Linked DNA regions of Homo sapiens: regions 2 and 3 are each linked to region 1. Evidence: chromatin loops called from intact Hi-C (ENCODE). Cell type or tissue: gastrocnemius medialis. All regions are shown on one strand. Each heading gives the region's core, and the rest is flanking DNA. Links, peaks and the distances in the headings are about the cores only. Region 1 has its middle 5.0 kb from the start of CCDC85C. Region 2 overlaps LOC107984696 (a long non-coding RNA gene). Region 3 overlaps YY1-DT (YY1 divergent transcript).

The links. A loop is a pair of places that touch in the nucleus more often than their neighbours do. Peaks named below come from ENCODE experiments on the same cell type or tissue, not always from the same donor. Only the 100,000 strongest peaks of a DNase experiment are listed, where the experiment ranks them.
Region 2: it touches region 1 in a loop (6-fold over the local background); 2 of 110 quality-filtered maps call a loop at or near these places.
Region 3: a loop joins it to region 1, with 2.8 times the contacts of the local background. A loop is called at or near these places in 4 of 110 quality-filtered maps.

Annotation. Positions count from the first base shown.
Region 1 is chr14:99,606,209-99,612,277 of GRCh38, forward strand. It overlaps a transcript of HHIPL1 not described here. Among named protein-coding and RNA genes, the nearest start is that of CCDC85C, 5.0 kb to the left of the region's middle. RefSeq lists an enhancer at 264-558. In gastrocnemius medialis, for the core only: CTCF peaks have their summits at 3,419 and 3,618; no DNase peak of the experiment used is centred there.
Region 2 is chr14:99,032,377-99,038,445 of GRCh38, forward strand. The region is part of intron 1 of LOC107984696 (a long non-coding RNA gene); the gene reads right to left. Among named protein-coding and RNA genes, the nearest start is that of BCL11B, 240 kb to the right of the region's middle. RefSeq lists an enhancer at 6,044-6,069. In gastrocnemius medialis, for the core only: no CTCF peak of the experiment used is centred there; DNase peaks (open chromatin) are centred at 3,105, 3,765 and 4,758; H3K4me3 peaks cover 542 bases; H3K27ac peaks cover 419 bases.
Region 3 is chr14:100,211,829-100,217,897 of GRCh38, forward strand. The region is part of intron 1 of YY1-DT (YY1 divergent transcript); the gene reads right to left. Among named protein-coding and RNA genes, the nearest start is that of YY1-DT, 24 kb to the right of the region's middle. RefSeq lists enhancers at 1,915-2,415, 3,093-3,142 and a silencer at 2,153-2,872. In gastrocnemius medialis, for the core only: no CTCF peak of the experiment used is centred there; a DNase peak (open chromatin) is centred at 2,783; H3K4me3 peaks cover 1,396 bases; H3K27ac peaks cover 1,933 bases.

The sequences.
Region 1 (6,069 bases), core at 331-5,330:
GGCCCTGCCCAAGAGAACCAGCTCCTGAGGGGAGGGGACATCCTCCCCTCTGAGGCACTGCTCTGCTGGTCCAGCACAGCTCAGTTTGGGTTTAGAGAGGGAGGGGCTTTCAGCTTCTGCCTGGGGGAGCTGCAGGTCTGTCTCAACCCCCAGGAAGCCATATTAACTTCAAGGAGCTCCTTGCAGGCTCCCTGCAGAATGAAGCCTGTGCACAGAGTTGCTCCCTGGAGATCGAAGCGTAAACGTTGGATACACCATAGGAAAAACCCACCAGCTCACCAGGGAAGTTGCTGAGACAGCACTGTGCTTTGTGAGAACCCCCTCCCCGTTCGTGCATGGCTCCTGGTGGTTCCTGGGGCCTGTTATCTCTGCCCCCTGATCCTCCAGAGCTGGCAGCTTCCGCTGAACTTCCAAGAAGAAAGTGAAGCCTCTATCTAGGTGGGGTTTGTTTGCGTCATCTACAGGCTGTGTGGACCAAGGACCAAGAGTTCCTCTGTGGAGTCTTGATAGCTTTGCTCACATCCTCAGGGTAGAACAAAGACAAGGTGCTAGTGGTGGTGGTACTGGGTGGTTTGAGGGAGGGTCTCTCTGCTCCCCACACCAGGGCTGGGAATGCTTGGGCAGAACAGGACAGGACCAGAGGAGGTGAGAGGGCCCAGGGCTGAAACAGCGTCCTGAAGGAAAAGGGACTCCCCAGGCCAGAGCCCCCTCCCGGAGGGCCCATATCGCAGGGTCCAGCAGTAGGTGCCATGCCCCCTGGAGTACTCACAGCCCAACAGAACCAGGATCCCAAAATGTCAACGTGACTTTGCCTTTTTTTTTTTTTTTTTTTTTTTTTTGGCTAAGACAGGGTCTCACTCTGTCTCCCAGGCTGGAGTGCAGTGGCATGATCTTGGCTCAGTGCAGCCTCAACCTCCGGGCTCAAGAGATCCTCCCACCTCAGCCTCCTGAGTAGCTGGGACCACAGGCACCACCATGCCTGGCTATTTTCTTTTCTTTTCTTTTTTCCCCCATAGAGACAGAGTCTCACTGTGTTTCCCAGGCTGGTCTCAAACTCCTGTGCTCAAGCAATCCAATTCTCCTGCCTCAGTGACTTTGCTTCTTAAGCCCCTTGGTCATGACAACTCTGCTTTGTTATGAAAACAGTGAAACCAAATCATGGTGCACTAACAGTCATACTGTAGGTGCCCAGGGAAAGTAGCTGTGAGTCTTTTCAAAATAAAGGTGCCCCACCAACATTCTACCCCCCTTTTTTTAAAGACTCTCCCAGGATGTGTGTGTTCATTTAGAGCCACACACATTTGTGAGAGCCAGCAGGGGCTGAGAACCGGTACGCTAACACACGGTAGATGCTAATACATGGTAGACAAAATACTCCAAAACCTAGGGCCTGTGGGGGGAGTACTGGTACAAGCTGGTGACAAGCAGAGTGTGCCCCTCACTTTCAGGGGGAATGGACTTTCTTACTCTTCTCTATGGTTGGGGCTGTGAGCTCCAACCCCAGAGGCAGTACCATTTGGTGTTTGCTGAGTGAATGTCAAACCTCTCAGTACGTGACAGATTGAGTCTGAGGCTTCATTTTGAAGGTGAGGAAAAACAGAGCCCCAGAAGGGAGATGCCTGGCCCAAGGTCACTTTCATTCATTAGCTCACTGAACATAGAGGAAATCTATGAGTATATATGCATTTATACACAAACACATTTAAATGGGAATATATATATACACATTGCAATGCATTGTGGTAAGTACTGCAAATGAGAATGGGCAGAACACATCATTGTGGGAGCATGCTCAGGCACTGGGAGTGGCTTCCTAGAGGAGGTGAATCTTGAAGGAGTTTGTCGTCTTGTGGAGTGGGGAGGAGGCTCCAGGTGGAGGAAGCAGTACAAGCAAAGGCCCAGAGGTGAGCAGGCGAGGGGTGTGGAGAGACACTATTACACCTTGCAGCTGGGGTATACAGAAGGGAACAGCAGGGTGGGGAAAGTCGGGAAGAGGTTGAGCGATGGAGCTGGGCAGAGGAGGGCTTTGTAAGCCTCAGAAGGAAGCTGGACCCTTTCCCTGGGAGCTCTGATATCTAATAATAATGGCAATGACAATGACAATAACCAACACCACCTGCCGCTTATCCTAGACTCAGTATATGCCAATGATTCTAACCTGTCCTCTTTTGAGGGTTATAATAAACCTATGAGGAGGTGTCATTAGCCCTTCGAGGATTGAACATGGGTTCTTATTGGCTGGTTGTTTGCCTCCAAGAAGCTCAGCTCATTGGGCGTGAACTTACAGGCAGTGTTCAGAGGCTTGTGGACACCCAAGGACTCTGGTATGGCCAACAAAGTGTTTGGTGGTAGCTGAATCTTCTTCAGGACAGTGAGGCAATGGTGGCTGACCAGGTCTGGGCCAGACTATGAGGTATCATCCTGAAAGGCTACCAGCAGCAAGAAGTCAGGGTCCACTGAAAAGTGGTTAAGTGTTACTAATATGGACAATGTTGACTGGGCACTTTCTAGGTACCCAGCACTGTGCTAGAGTTCCACATAGATTGTCTCACTGACTCCTCACTGATGCGGTAAGAACCCTCTGTTCCCATTTTACAGAGTAAGAAACTGAGGCTCACACAGGTTAAGTCACTTGCCCAAGGTCACATGGCTAGCAAGTGGCTGAACCAGGATTTGAACCCAGGACCATCTGAGCTCCAGAGTGTATCTGACCCCATAGACTACTGTCTCCCACACCTCAGTTTCCCTTCTCAAGAAGGAGGAATGGGGTGGATGCTCTGCGATGTCTCTTCTGCTGTGACTCTGGTTCTGTGATGCTGAGTGTCTGCAAGGTGCCTGGACCCATGTTCACCACCCACTTCCTCCTGCTTCAGGCTTTTCCATGTTGTGACCAAGCCTCAGTGGCTCTGACGCCTCTGGATGGCACCTGTGGTCAGAGCTCTCCAGCTATTTCTACTGATAGAACACTGCATGTCATTAGCTCAGTCTCCCTGCAACTCTATCACTGTCTGGGTGGGTGACCCTAGACCAGTCCCTTGTCCTCTCAGAGCCCCAGTATTCTCATCCAAGCCCTCCCTGACAGAGCTAGTGTTAAGCACTTGGCAGAGCTCTTGCAAAGCTCTGGGGAGGGGAGCCACGCTTCCTTTCCCATCCTCTGCACCAGGACTATCTTCCCATGAGGATATTTCTACCCATTTTCCAGAGGCAAACACTGAGGTCCAGTGAAACAAGGATTGTCCAGGAAACCCCATGCTTGCCCCTGGCAGACTGGGCTACAAAGGATTCTGGGTATGGCCCTGGGCTGCCACCTTCTTCCTTTTGGGGTGGGGCCAGCCCAGAATATGGGGATCCTCAAGAACACAGAGTTCCGAGGTCATGTGTCTCAACTCCCACATTTATAGGTGGGGAAACCGCATGAAGCTGGGACTGCCAGTTTCCCTACATGCTGGACCGCCAGGGGCAGCAGTGAGAGGGCTAGGGGAGGATGGGTTCCTTCATCCCCACTGTTAACCATCGTGCCAGGCACCTTTCTGGAGCTCAGGAAGTCCGCACTGCACAGGACGGCTGCCTAGAACCGCTGATGTTGCAAGGCAAGGGTGCAGCTGAAGCCCAAAGGGCCTCACATGTTGACAAAAAGCCTCAAGTATAACCTGATGGCAGTGGGGAGCCACAGAAAGGCTTAGAGCAGAGGAGAGATCTGGCCAGACTTGTGTGTGATTAGAAAGCACTCAACAGGAGGTTTGAGGGGAGATCACTGAGACTAGCAGACAGTGAGAAGGCTTTGAGGCCAGGCAGGCCAGAGCCAGAGCCAAGTGTGATGGAAATAAAGAGATTGATGGGGGCTGTCAGCATCTGACCCCTCCCTTTCCATGACTTCCCAGCCAGAGCCATGGAAATTCTCCGCCTGCCCCTTTAGCTGCTGACATCTCCTCACACCATCGCCTGATGGAACAAGACAAGAGGGAGGCTCAACATACTGGGGAAACTGAGTCAGGGGAGTTCTTTGCAGAGCTGGCTATTGCCTCAATGCACTTAATATTATTCTTATGGTGAACTGGTTCATATTACAAAGAACACTGAGAAGCATATGCCTGGGAGCCCACCACCCAGACTAAAGTATTACCACTTCTGCTTTTGATGCTCCTGCAGCCCCTCCTGGTCACAGGTCCCAGCCTTCCCCGACCCAAGGGTATCTGGGAATCTCAGTGTTGTGTTGGTTATTCCTGTGCTTTCAGCTTACCATATTTCTCCCTTATAAGATAGTGTTTAGACCAGGCACGGTGGCTCACACCTGTAATCCCAGCACTTTGGGAGGCCAAGGCAGGTGGATCACTTGAGGCCCGGAGTTCGAGACCAGCCTGGCTAACATGACAAAACCCCCATCTCCAGTGAAAATACAAAAATTAGCCAGGTGTGGTGGCAGGTGCCTGTAATCCTAGCTATTCAGGAGGCTGAGGCAGGAGAATCGCTTGAACCCGGGAGGCAGAGGTTGCAGTGAGCAGAGATCATGCCACTGCACTCTAGCCTAGACAACAGAGCAAGACTCCACCTCAAAAAAAAATAGTGTTTGATTTTGCATGCTTTTGAACTCTTTCATGGCATGGTCCTTCATGTGTTCATTTGCAGCGTGCTTCTGCCCTCATTATGTTGGTACATGTAGCTGTAGTTCATTCATTTTCATAGCCATATAGCAAGGTTACTCAACCTCAGCGTGGTTGTGAGGGGCTACTGTGTGCATTGTAGGACATTCACCAGCAACCCTGGCCTCCACCCATTTGACGGAAGTAGTACCCCTGTCCCCCACTTTAAAAACTAAAAATATTTTCATACATTGCCGAATTGCCCTTGGCTAAGAACTACTGCTATCTTAGATCCATTGCATGCATATATTACCTTTACTTTTCTCCTGTTGAAGACATTTGTTTCTAGTTTTGTTTGTTTGTTCATTTGAGACTCTGTCACCCAGGCCAGAGTGCAATGGTTCAGTCATGGCTGACTGCAGCCTTAACCTCCCAGACTCACTCAAGTGATCCTCCTGCCTCAGCCTCCTGAGTAGCTTGGACTACAGGCTCTCACCACCTGTAATTTTTTTTTTTTTTTTTTGAGATGGAGTCTCACTCTGTCACCCAGGCTGGAGTGCAATAGCACTATCTCGGCTCACTGCAACCTCCACCTCCTGGGTTCAAGTGATTCCCCTGCCTCAGCCTTCTGAGTAGCTGAGATTACAGGCATCCACCACCACGCCCAGGTAATTTTTAGTAAAGACAGGGTTTCACCATGTTGGTCAGGCTGGTCTCGAACTCCTGACCTCAGGTGATCCACCCACCTTGGCCTCCCAAAATCCTGGGATTAAAAATGTGAGCCACCGTGCCTGGCCTTTTTTTTTTTTTTTTTTTTTAAAGAAAGATTGGTTCTCACTATGTTGCCCAGGCTGATCTTGAACTTCTGGCCTCAAGTGATCCTCCTGCCTCAGCCTCCTAAAGTGTTGGGATTTCAGGTGGGAGCCACCATGCCCAGCCTAGTTTTTGGGTTGTTTTTTTTTTTTCCTATAAGCAATGCCCTGTGGACCTTCTTATACGCGTGTCCCAACGCACATGAGTATGAACTTTGCTCACATCTATACCAAGACAGAGAATGTCAGGGTCACACAGTACACACAGGTTGGCTAGACAGTGCCAAAGTGCTTTCCAAAGAGCTGGGGCTAATTCTTACTCCTGCCAGAAGGATATGGGATGTGCCTTGCCCATCCTCGGTGATGTCTAGGGTTGTCACTCTGGTGGGCAAAGATGCTTGTACTTTCTTTAACCTGCTTTGTCTTTCTTGAGGCTCTGTATTAATTTATTCTCACCTGCTATGAAGAAATACCCAACACTGGGTAATTTACAAAGGAAAGAGGCTTGATTGACTCACAGTTCCGCGTGGCCAGGGAAGCCTCAGGAAACTTACCAATCACGGTGGCAGGAGAGAGAATGAGAGCCGAGCGATGGGGAGAGCCCCTTAGAAAACCATCAGGTCTTGTGAGAACTCACTGACGATGAGAGAAACTGCCCTTATGATTCAACTATCTCC
Region 2 (6,069 bases), core at 715-5,714, 570 kb before region 1:
GGTCCCTCCCACAACACGTGAGAATTATGGGAGTACAATTCAAGATGAGATTTGGGTGGGGACACAGAGCCAAACATATCAGCTGGGATGCAAACCCAAGCCCTCCCAGCCCCAGGGCCCCCTCAGCTTCAAATGTACCATGACTGTGGAAGGACAATGACAGGCAGACCATGTGAGGGAAGATATCAGAGAGATAGGAGAGGAAAGCTGGGGAAACAGGTAGGAAGAAAGATGTTGTTGTTGTTGTTGTTGTTGTTGTTGTTGTTGTTGTTGTCATCGTCATCTTGATCACACTAGCTCACTGTTCTTTAAAAACTCAGAAATTGGCCAGTTAGGTCAGCTGTAGGTCAAGACTTGGAAAAAAGGCTTCCTGTGGGGCGTTGCCTAACCCAGAGGGTCTTTACAGGTGTGTCTGGGACACCAAAGCTCCTCTCTCCACTCGGCCATCCTAATTAGCTTTTATGCAAACAGCCTCATCAGATTTAATACAAATCTCTCTCTCCCAACAAGAAGTCTCATGACATCACCCGGCTCCAGGGAAGCTGGGAAGATGGCCTTCCATTTGACGGAAGAGGAGGATTAGTTTTTATGACCTGCCCCTGCTAATGTGCGTTTAGACGAAGTGGGATGATCAATACAAGTGGAGGATGCTGATTTGACTCGCCGGAGTTGATTGAGGAAAGGGCATTGCTCCCCCTTCCATTTTTATAAATCACTTTAAAGGCCTATCGATCTTCCACTGGACACAGAGGGGCAATGACCCTGGGGGAAGCTTCTTAACCCCTTCTGCTATCCCTGCTCCTGATGTAAGCTCATCGTCTGTATGCTGTGGATGCCGGTGCAGCACCCGTGACTTAGGCCAGTGGCCGTCCCAGGCCCAAAGTCTGAGTCTGGCTGAACCCATTCATCAAGTGCTGTTTTCAGGGCATTTTGGAAATAAGGAAGCACCCCTAACTTCTACACACACGTACACACCACACACATACACACACACACACATATGCATAGGCGTGCAGGTGCCCACACAAGCACACACTTATGAGCACCATCTTAAACATACATGGAATTCTAGCACTAAGGTCAACCGAAGGCATGAAGCTCACATACAAGCAATCAGTCTGTAAACCACCGCTTCACACCAAGACAAAAGGGCCACTTGGTGTTGCTCCAACATGTGCCTCTCTCTTCCAACTGGTGTTTTCTCAGATGTCTTTTCCAGTCCTGTTTTCATTCTCCTTGGATCCCACCACTTGAGAAGGTAAGAGAATGGTGGGTAATGCAGTTTGTTCTGGGCCACCCAAATGTCAGGGACAACTCTGATCTGGAGGGTCCCCTCCTGCCTCCCAAGACATCACCCACACTCTAGGCGTGCTCATTACCAAGCACAAGCACAAGTGCACAAAGGCAACTCTTGCAGTGGCCTAAGATGTTATTTCAAATGCCGCCTTGAAAGAGGGCTTTGGGATATTTTTATAGCTTAGAGCAGAATTGGTCCCTGGAGCAGCGTCACGATCAGGGATCTGCATCCCCACTTCCCTTCTTTTAGGAAAGAAAGTTGGGAATTGGTCACCCCTGCAGGCTGACACATCTCTGCTACAGCCCTTCTTGGGGACCTTCATCATCTTGGAGGATTGGGACCCCACAGGACCACACACGGAGAGGTGGGGCCCAGCTGGCTGCCAGGAGCCCTGTGGGCTTGGGAGGCAGGTGAGTCATTGGAGGTATGGGTGTCGTGCATTACAGTGAGGGACTCCTAAGGACAGTTTCCACTGTCCTGTGATAAGCCGACCTCGGGGACCTCTGAAAGGTCATCTGCTGGCCCAACCCGGGGTCCAGTGGACACGTTTCAGGGGCTGGGGCACTGGCGCTTCTGGGAAGCAGGAAGAGGAAATGGCAGGAAGGTGAGGAGCTGCTCGGCCCCAGTCCTAACCATGAGGATGCCTCCTCCCTAGTCACAACCAGCGCCATCTCTTTTATGGAAGTGAACCCCAAACTTCCAATAGGGTACTGACTTAGACACTCTGGACTCTATCTTTTAAGGAAAGGGGAAAGAAAGGGGAGGGGGAGGAAAAGGAGGGAGGAAGAGAAGGAAGGGAGAGGGAGAAGGGAAGAGGGGAAGCGGAGGACAAAGGCGCCCCTTGCTGCCTCCTCCTCCCTCCCTCCCTCTGCCCCTCCCCCTCCCTGCTCTTTCTGCGCCCATATTGACCCTCCAGGCCACCGTCTCCAACTTGGCTAACAGGCTGATCTTTCCAAAGCACCAAGAGATCACGTCACCTCCCACTTAAAACCCTCAGTCTCGTGCCACCAAGAGGATAAAATCCTCTTCTGTCCTAAGCTTCCGAGCTCCCCTAGAATCTGGCCTGGGAGACCCCTCCTGAAGCCCCGCCCGCCCAGGGCCATGCACACCTCCCCAGACACCAGACGTCTCAGGGTTTACACGGGGTGCCCTCCGCGGCCCCCTTCCTGTCTTCACATCTATGTATTCTGTGTATCATTACCCCAACCTCTGATGGAGAAACAGGTTCAAAGTGATTGAGTCGCATCCCCAAGGTCGCACACGGATAAGCAACCTAAACCCAAGTCCTCATGCTCTCTTCCCCTGGGAGGGGTCGGACATGGAGGCCCGCAGGCGTTTTCTCCACCTTCCACAGCCTTGATTGTGCGGAGGCAGCAGCGCCACCCACAGGCAGCTCTGGCTTGAATCCCAGCTTCCCCACTTCACCTGGGGGACCTTTGGTGGGTCACTGAACCCTTTGGGCTCTTCATCTGTAAAGCGAACTAAGAACACAGCCTGGGCTGACGGGGAGGATTACTGAGAAGGAGAAATGCCATTTCCTGGGCCTTTTGCAAAATGTGTAACGGACATCCGCTAGCAGAAAGTCTGAAACTAGATTTCACCACTTGGGAGGTGGGAGAGCGGTGGGTAGGGGGGTTTGATCTGAGCCACCCCAGATTTCAGGGCCAACGCTGATCTGGAAGCTCCTGGGGACTTCTGAGACTCTCCATCCCCTGGCATTAGAAAATGTACAGGGAAGCACGCTGGAAACCAGGAAGCTCTAGGCAAGTGTAGATTACCATGACCAAGCCTGGGCTGGGAAGAGGAAGAGAGGACAGAGCCAGGCTGGGAGGGAGCCAGAAAACACTCTTGTGGGCTGGGCTCTAGCAAAAAGTGCTGATTTGGGGAATCCGTGGATTAGAGAAGAATCTCTTTGCCTATATCTTGCTGTGTGACCATGGGTAAAGTCCCAAACTTCTCTGAACCTCAGTTCCCACAGCTATAAAACCAGGATATTGGGCCAGCCTCCTAGATCTTTGCAGGTATCAGCTGTCTATGAAGTGTCACCCACTCGTACCACCTCTGTTCCGTGAGACACGGTCACCTCACCACCTTGGGAGGCGTTGTTGCTTCCATTTCCAATGTGAGCAAACGGAGGCTCTGTGAACCGTGTTCCCAAGGTTGCAGAAGGAGAAGGGGCCGGGCCAGAAGCAGAACCAGCTCCATCTGCCCTCCAGGGCGGTGCTCTGCCGCAGTCCCTGAGATGGCTGCCCTCCCTCCGTGCAGGCGCTGGCCTGAACAGGCTGGCCCAGGGCCCCCCAAGCCTTCCATGCTGGTGGGAGGGCCGCCTGCACAGCCAGTGCGTCCTCCTCGGCGGCCCGTGCCAAGCAGCCCTGCCCAGACCGCACGAGGAGCTGGCCACGACCTGCCAGGCCCGCTAAGCCCCTCCCGCCTGTTTCTCATTTAGAGCAAGCCCCGGCTGCAGCCCAGACATTCCAGAGGGGACAGTCAGACGCCAAGCCCGCCCATGGCTTGGGAAACCGGGCTGCAGGCAGCCCCGTGGTCAGGAAGCTCCACAATGTTTTCCCCTCCCTGTCGACATTTTAAAAGTTGCTTAACCCCTGGAGAAGTCTGGTCCACTCTTTTGGGGCCCGGCTGAACTGAGCCATCCCTGACCCTGGCATTCAAGGGCTCCATGGCCAGGAATAAAAATGACTCTGTAGATGAGCTGGACTCCCCATGGTTCCCAGGCTCTCCTGGCTCAGACCTCCTTCTCCAGCTCTTTGTTCTGGCTGGTCTCCACCTCTGAGACAGCCTCCCTTCCAGCTGGGAGTCCTGAGGCTTCCTGGTGGAGGAGGCATCAGAACAATACAATTGCCACTAATTAGGTGTCAGCTGCTGGCTGAAGTGAACACCCCCACTTACCCCCGCTCCCAGAAGATGCAGGTGGAATCGCTCTAGCTGTCCCTGGAAGAATCCTACCCTTCACACAGCCTTGAGTGCGTTAATTATAGATTGCCGCCTAATGACATAAGTAGCGTTCCTGAATTCCGCCAAAGTGACAATTTGCCATCAACATAAAGCCGCTGCCCGCGCTGCTAGCTGGCCGGGCATCCGGGCGCGAGGCTCTGCGCTCCTCCCGGCCCCTCCCTCCGCCACCCTGCCCAGCACCTGGATGACGCTTGCTTGGCTTGCTAGTCAAAATACATCCTTTTCCCTGTCACCGCTGCCATCTCAGCCCCCAAAAGTAGGGCCTCTTCTTTTTTCCTTCATCTTTTTTTTTTGCCCTGATTTATCAACCCTTGCTGATGGAACCAAGGGCTTTTAAAAACTGTTCCCACAGAATGGCAGTTCCTCAAAAAACTAAAAATAGCATGATCATTGGTCCCAGCACTTCCGCTTCTGGGTATACACCCAGAAAATGAGAGGCAGCATCTCCAACAGATATTTGCACACCCGTGCACACAGCCGCGCTTTTCACAATAGCCGAAAGGCCCAAAGACAGCGGAAGCAGCGCCAGAGTCCCTGGACAGATGAATGAGTAAATAAGACATGGTGTATATGTACAGTGGAATATGGTTCCGCCTTAAAAAGGAAGGAGATTCTGGTGTGTTCTACAACGTGGGTGAACCTTGAAAACACTATGCTAGGTGAAATAAGCCAGACACAAAAGGATAAATACTGTAAGACTCCATTTATACAAGATACCCAAAGTGGTCAAAATCATAGACAGAAACCAGAATGGAGACTTCCAGGGGCTGGGGGAGTGGGGAATGGGGAGGTGTTATTTAATGGGGACAGAGTTTCTGTTTGGGAGGACGAAAGGAGAACTCCTTGTAGCAAATGAAGCCAACACAGAGAAAAGCAGAAGTGTGGGGATATGTCAGGGAGAGAGAGAAAGAGGGAGAGAGAGAGAGGGAGAGGGAGAGTCAGGTGGGGGTGATTGTCACTGTGTCTGAACACCTGGATCCAGCCATGCCTGAAGCTAGACTTATCTCCTTGGACTTTAATGCATTCCATTTTATCCTTAAGCCATTTCAAGTGGGGTTTCTGTCACTTGTACCCAAAATAATCCTGTTTGATAAGAAATGGATTTTCACAATTAATCCATGTCAACTTTCGCCCCCTGGGGTTCCCTCTCCCCGTATTCCTTAGGGTATTCTAGATGGATGTACCATTCATGGGACACAACAATGTGAATGTACTTGATGCTACTGAAAAACTGCTGAGATGGTCAATTCTATGTCTATTTCACCACCATTTTAAGCATTGGTTTAAAAAAAAGAAAGCAGTTCCCCATCTCCCCGACAGGGGACCATCTGAGGCTGGGGAAGGCAGAGTCTCCGACAGGCCCTGAGCCTCTCCCAGGGCCCGGGGCAGCCAGAGCTCAGACCCAGCTTGGTCTTCTCAAGGGCCTGCAAAGGGAGTGAGGCGAAGTGGCCGGGCCAGGGATGCATGTGCTGTAAGAAGCAGGGCAAGGATGGGAATCCAACCCTGACACCACTGATGTGGCCTCTCTGCAGGACAGAAAAACACATTCAATAAAGGAGACTCCTCCGCCCCTCCCAGAGACTGCACCGGATGTGATGCAGCTGGAAGAAAGGAAGTTCCTTCCGTAAGATCTGACAATGAAAGTTTGTCTATCTGTTCCCCAAGCCACACACACACACACGGGACAGGGACAGGACAGGGGACAGGGACAGGACAGGGGACAGGGATGAGGGCCACATTCTCCTTGACCAGGTCCCTTACTTAACCACCCTAATGGCCCCCCACAAATGCAGAGCATGATG
Region 3 (6,069 bases), core at 708-5,707, 610 kb after region 1:
CCGCAGGAAACCAGTTCACGGTTCTCTCAACTTTACCTGCATGGGTAGAAGAAACTTAACAACCACCTCCTGGTTTTGTGGCTGACTGGTTTCGTGTGCTGTACCGGAGGCTCCTAAGGGCCGAGCTCCCCAAGCTGAGCTCAGTTGTCCAAATGGGACTTGCAGGTTCACCCCTCGGGCCTTTGGACTACAGTGTCCTCCTACTCCCTTCCATCCTCTCCTGCATACAGGTAATTCCTACTGACCTTTAGGCCTCACCCAAGCAGCACCTCCTCCGTGAAGCCCTCCCAGCCTGCCCCAGTGGTCCTGCCCTCTCCTTCCCCCCTCCAACTCACACTCCTGGTGCCCCCACCATGCTGGGAGCATCGAGACAGTGGCTGCTTCTCAATCCCCTGCATCACCAAGTCTCCCTTGGCTGGGGTGACCACGGGTGCACAGGGTGAATGAAATCAGAAGTGTATTTGGTTTTTGTCTTAATGATGACTTAACCATTTTAAGAAGTGTTATCACTCAAAGTAGAGTTCCCTCCAGAGGGCATGGGCTTATTCTCACATGTGGCCAACTCTCCCATCACCTTGGCCTCTGCAGAGGCCCTTTGAGCTGATGTACCGGATAGCAGTGTGGCCAGGGCAGGCTGGATGGAATCCCTCATGCACCACTTGCCAGCTCCCAGACCAAGGGAGCCAGCCTTGACCTTTCCCAGGGCCAGGTTCCCCACTGGTGAAATGGGATCTTAGGACACGACCTGTGAGAAGGTATGCAAGACCCCCCTCAGGAGCCTGGTCGGAAGGGCTGGTGACACAGCCTTTGCTGTTGCCAGGGGAGGGTGCCCAAAGATGAGTCAGGCGGCTGCTGACTGCAAGATGCTTAGAAAACATGGTGGGCATGACCTTTTCCATCCATCCATCCATCCATCCATCCATCCATCCATCCATCCATCCAATAAACATGCGTTGAGCACCAGTATTGAAATGGGCCCTAGGGATGGAGCAGCCCCAGCCCAGGCCTTGCCTAGCTCAGCCCAGCAGGAGGCCAGGCCTGAACACAAACCCCTGAGATCAACACACAGGCTCTGTGTGGAGCTGGGAAGATACTAGACAGCAAGAGAAGAGAGGAAACCCCATGCTGGGGGTGGCATGGGGTAGGGTATTTTCAAGGAGACAGGAGGTTGGGGTGGCAGAGGGGGCAGGGGGATGGGAAGGCCCAGCAGAGGGAACAGCATGTGCAAAGGCCCAGAGTATGAAAACTGGCTCTGTGCTTCTCTTTAGGCAAACACCGGGGTCAGGGAGGCTCTTCCTCTCTGCCCCTCCCACTGAGCTCTTCACACCCCGTCACATGGGTGGGGGTTCTTAACCTGGGATCCACAGAGAGAGGGGAGGGGAAGGGAGGTCAGAGGATAGAAGCCAGGGGGCTTCTGAATTTGGGTTGAAGGAATGTATGCGATCTCATTTTCACCCACCTCTGATATTAAAATTCCCACAGTAGTAGGTGTTAGCTGTCCCTGTGACTTTGTCACCAAGAGAAACCCAGATATATTCATATCACATTTCAGCTGTTGCAGAAATCTCTAAATATCATTTATACTCACTGGTATTTCAAAATCATGGTGAATATTAGACTTGCAACTTTAGTCTTGTTATTTAATGTGTGAGTAAAATACATTATTACATGTGTGTTAAGAATTTTATTAACTGTTACTGTATTTCTTTTCTCTCTTTCCTTCTGCAAGTCTCACTCTGTCGCCTAGGCTGGAGTGAAGTGGCACCCATCTCGGCTCACTGCAGCCTTGACTTCCCAGGCTTAAGGGATCCTCCTGCCTCAGCTCCCGAGTAGCTGGGCCCTCAGATGTGCTCCACCACGCCCGGCTAATTAAAAAAAAAAGTTTTTGTAGAGACGGTCTCACTATGTTGGCCAGGCTGGTCTCCAACTCCTAGGCTCAAGCGATCCTCCCGCCTCGGCCTCCCAAATTGTTGGGAAAACCGGCGTGAGCCCCGCGACCAGCCAACTATTTACCATAGTAGCCTTCCTTCCTAATCTTGTTATTTTATTCATCTAAAAATATTTTGAGAGGGGCTTTGTAGGCTTCCCCAGGCTGCGTCAGGGTCGGGATCTAGAGCGAGGACCAGGCTGGGGCGAGGGCGCCGTGTTCTCAACTGCAGGGCCTGAAGCGGGGCGGGAGGGTAAGGGCGCACACTACCCAGGCAGGGACAGGGACCCCGCAGAGCCTGCCAAGGGGCAGCCACGCGGCCCACGGAGCCGGAGATGAGGGAGGAGCCTGGCCCGCGCCCGGCCCCCGCTCGGGTCGGTGTAGCCCAGCCCCAGCCTCCCAACTGCTGAGGATGAGAGCAGGGCCGCGGCCTTCGCCCGGCGCAGCGCCTGCGTTCCCGCCGCCCTTCCCAGTGCCGCGAGGAAGCTGCGGCAGGAAGAAGGGCGGAGGTGCCCCGGGCGCCTGAGACGCCCGGCAATGGCCCCGCTACTCTCGCCGCGCACACGCAAAGCCGCTTCCCAGGCAGTTGCGGCGTTCGGGGCCCGCTTCCTCTCGGGCCGGGCCTTCGCCGGCCGCCTGCCCGTACAGGTGTCCCCCGGCTCCGTGACTGCGACTCTCCCAGCGGAGAGGGTCTCCCAGGAAGCAGGGGCGAGGAGCCCTCGAAGGTCTCGGGCGGCAGCGGCTCTCGGCGCAGAGGGCGGAGGGTACGACCGCGACACAGGCGGGGCGGCAGCTAGCTCGCGAGGTGCACCCGGCACAGGCCCCGCCCCGCGCTTCCGGCTCTCAGGGCCCTCGTGCCCCGCCCCGCCCTCCTCCCCGGGGCCCCTCGTCCCCCGCGCCCGCCTAGCCCCGCCCCGGCTGTGCTGGATCCTCGACGCCCATCGCCAGGGGTGGAATCCCAGCCCCGCCTAACACAGGTGGAAAGAGGCGCAGAGAGGCCTAGTGACGAGCTGGGATCACAGGGAGTTGATGGCAGCGCCGGGAGAGCCCAGGCTCCGAACTCCCGGGCTGGGTTCTGCCCCTACAGCCCGAAAAGAAAGCAAGGGAGCCGGTGAGGGTGACACCCAGATAGGGGCGAGATGCACATTTCGTGTTCCCAAGGTGGTGTCTGTAGTAAGATAAGTGAAACTCGAGGCCCAAACGAGGACAGAGCTCAACACACATTCTATTTTTTCAAGAAGGCAGGGAGGCTCCGAGTCAACCTGCTGAGTCAAAATCCAGACCCCAAGCATTCCTAAGCCGGGCCAGCTTCAGCCTCAGTGCCCCACGCCTCGGTTTCCTTATCCGTAAATTAGCGTAGTGTGTAGCTTGTACTTACTCAGGTAGATAATTATACGCCTTTTTAAAGCGGAGAAGAGAAGAAATGCTCTCATCCATTAGCAGTGGGATTCTGGGTGATTAAAACTCGTTTTTCAGTGCTCACCTGTCGAGTGAAAGCTGTCTTATTTCCACTCACTGGAGAGCTCTGGAGACTGGAAGCTGTGAGTCTTGGTTACTGATGTATTCCAGCTCCATATGGTGCCTGGTGCTTCGTATGTTTTGTTGACCGAATAAGCAAGTAACTGGAAGCATATACCCATCCTCTCGGATCACTCACTTGGGTAGGGAGTGATTATAATTCTACCCCAGAGCGGTCTTGATCATACGTGGAAATTGGGAGCTATAGGAGACAGGGCCCTGCAGTTAAAGGGAAGGGCAGGCTTCCCGGAAGAAGTGGCCCTAGTGGCAGGAGGAGTCTGGATGGGCCACACGTGGGCGGAGGCTCCAGCACAGGAGGCCCAGGCGTGCCTCCAGTTCAGCAGGACACAGCAGAAGGGTAGGATAGGCAAGTGGTTTGGCCACAGGTGAGGGCCCTGAGTCTGACAGTAAATCTACATTTTATCAGGGGACAGTGGGGACCGGTGGAGAGAGCTGGGAACAGGAAGACTGGCTGGGGAGGAGGCCTGGGGCAGTGCTCCTTAGGGTGCCACTATGGTCCACCGGTGAGGTGGTCTGGTCTGGAAGGATGGGAGGTTCATGAAAGACCAAGTTAATCAGGAGTCGACCTTCCTGCAGAGCAAACTCCAGGCCCAGATGGCATCCTCCGTGAGTTTTAATATACATGTATGGAACAAAGAGTTCCGCTTTTATACAAACTCAGAACACAGAAAAAGAGGGGACTGCCCAACTGGTTCGGTGAGGCAATGATAACCTTGACACCAACACCTAATAAGGGAAATATGAAAAAGAAAAAGGACAGGGCAATCTCATTCATGAAAAATAGACACAAAAATCCTACACGAGTAACAAACTGAATCTGGCAGCTTCTAAAAAAGACAATACAACACAGTCAAGCCTGTTTCTCTCAGGAGCGCAGGGTCCGTCAGCATTGGAAAACTCAGCATCATCTATCACTTTAATGGAAAAAAGGAAAAGACATACCATCCTCTCTAGGCTCGTAGAGAAAACTAAAGATCCACTCATGAGAAAAACTCTTAGCAACCTAAGAATGGAAGGGACTTCCTTGCCCTGACAAAGGGTAGCTGTAAAACCCCATAACAAACATCGTAGATAGTGGAGGAACAATGATAGCTTTCCCTGTGAGAATGGAAACATGGCAACGATGCCCACTGTCACCACCTCCAGTAGGGTGCAAACTGTACGGGAAGTCCAGGCCAGGGAAGAAAGGCAAGGAAAAAGAAAAGGATATAAAGATCTGAAAGGAAAAAAACAAACTGTCATTATTTAGAGATGATATAAAAGCCAAAGAATCACAAGGTAAGTTACCATGAGAGTTTAGTGAGCTTGCTAGATATAAAAATCAATATACACAAACCCACTGCATTTTCATTTAAAAAATTTTTATTTATCTTTTGAGATGGGGTTTTGCTATGTTGCCCAGGCTGGAATGCAGCCTCCTGGGCCCAAGCAATACTCCCACCTCAGCCTTCTGAGTACCTGGGACTATAGGCACTCTCAGCTGCATTTTAAAATTCCAGCTGTAACAGTTAAAACATCCAGCAAGAAAAATCATTTATAGGCTGGGTGCGGTGGCTCACACTCCCAGCACTTTGGGAGGCCGAGGTGGGCAGATCATGAGGTCAGGAGATCAAGACCATCCTGGCTAACACGGTGAAACCCTGTCTCTACTAAAAAATACAAAAAAAGTTAGCCGGGCGTGGTGGCACACACCTGTAGCCCTAGCTACTCAGGAGGCTGAGGCAGGAGAATCGCTTGAACCCAGGAGACGGAAGTTGCAGTGAGCCGAGATTGTGCCACTGCACTCCAGCCTGGGCGACAGGGCGAGACTGTGTCTCAAAAAAGAAAAAAAAAAATTTATAATAATATCACAGACCTCTTAATAAAACAAGTACATACAGAGATCTCAGGAAAGAAATAAAATAAAACAATTTTTTTTTCTTTTTTGAAACAGTCTTGCTCTGTCACCCAGGCTGGAGTGCAATGGCACGATCTGGGCTCACTGCAACCTCTGCCTCCTGGGTTCAAGTAATTCTCCTGCCTCGGCCTCCCAAGTAGCTGGGATTACAGGCGCCCGCCATGACGCCCAGCCAATTTTTGTATTTTTGTAGAGACAGGATTTCACCATGTTGGCCAGGCTGGTCTCAAACTCCTGACCTCAAGTAATCTGCCTGCCTTGGCCTCCCAAAGTGCTGGGATTACAGGCACGAGCCACCGCACCTAGCCAAGAAAACAATTTTTTTAAAAGTACAAGATCTCTATGGAGAAAATCAGAAACCCTGATTGTGAGACAAAGGGGACATTGTAACTAGAGAGATATACCGCGTCCATGGATTAACATTAAAAGAAGTCCACTTTCTCCATGTGATTTATAAGATCCATGCAATCCCAATTAAAACCCCAATGGTGCAAAGCAATAAAGAAATGCAAGGCTGTATCACATCACAAAACTGCACTAGGACCTGTAGGGAGAAGGAACGGTCATGGTCAGGCTGGGGCACAGCCTCTGGGATGCTGGCTGTGTTTATATCTTTACCTGGGTGCTGGTTCATGATACAATTATTCTCTAACTTCTTTGCACAGTTTTTGTATACACTTCTGTATGTATACCTTTCTCACCAAAT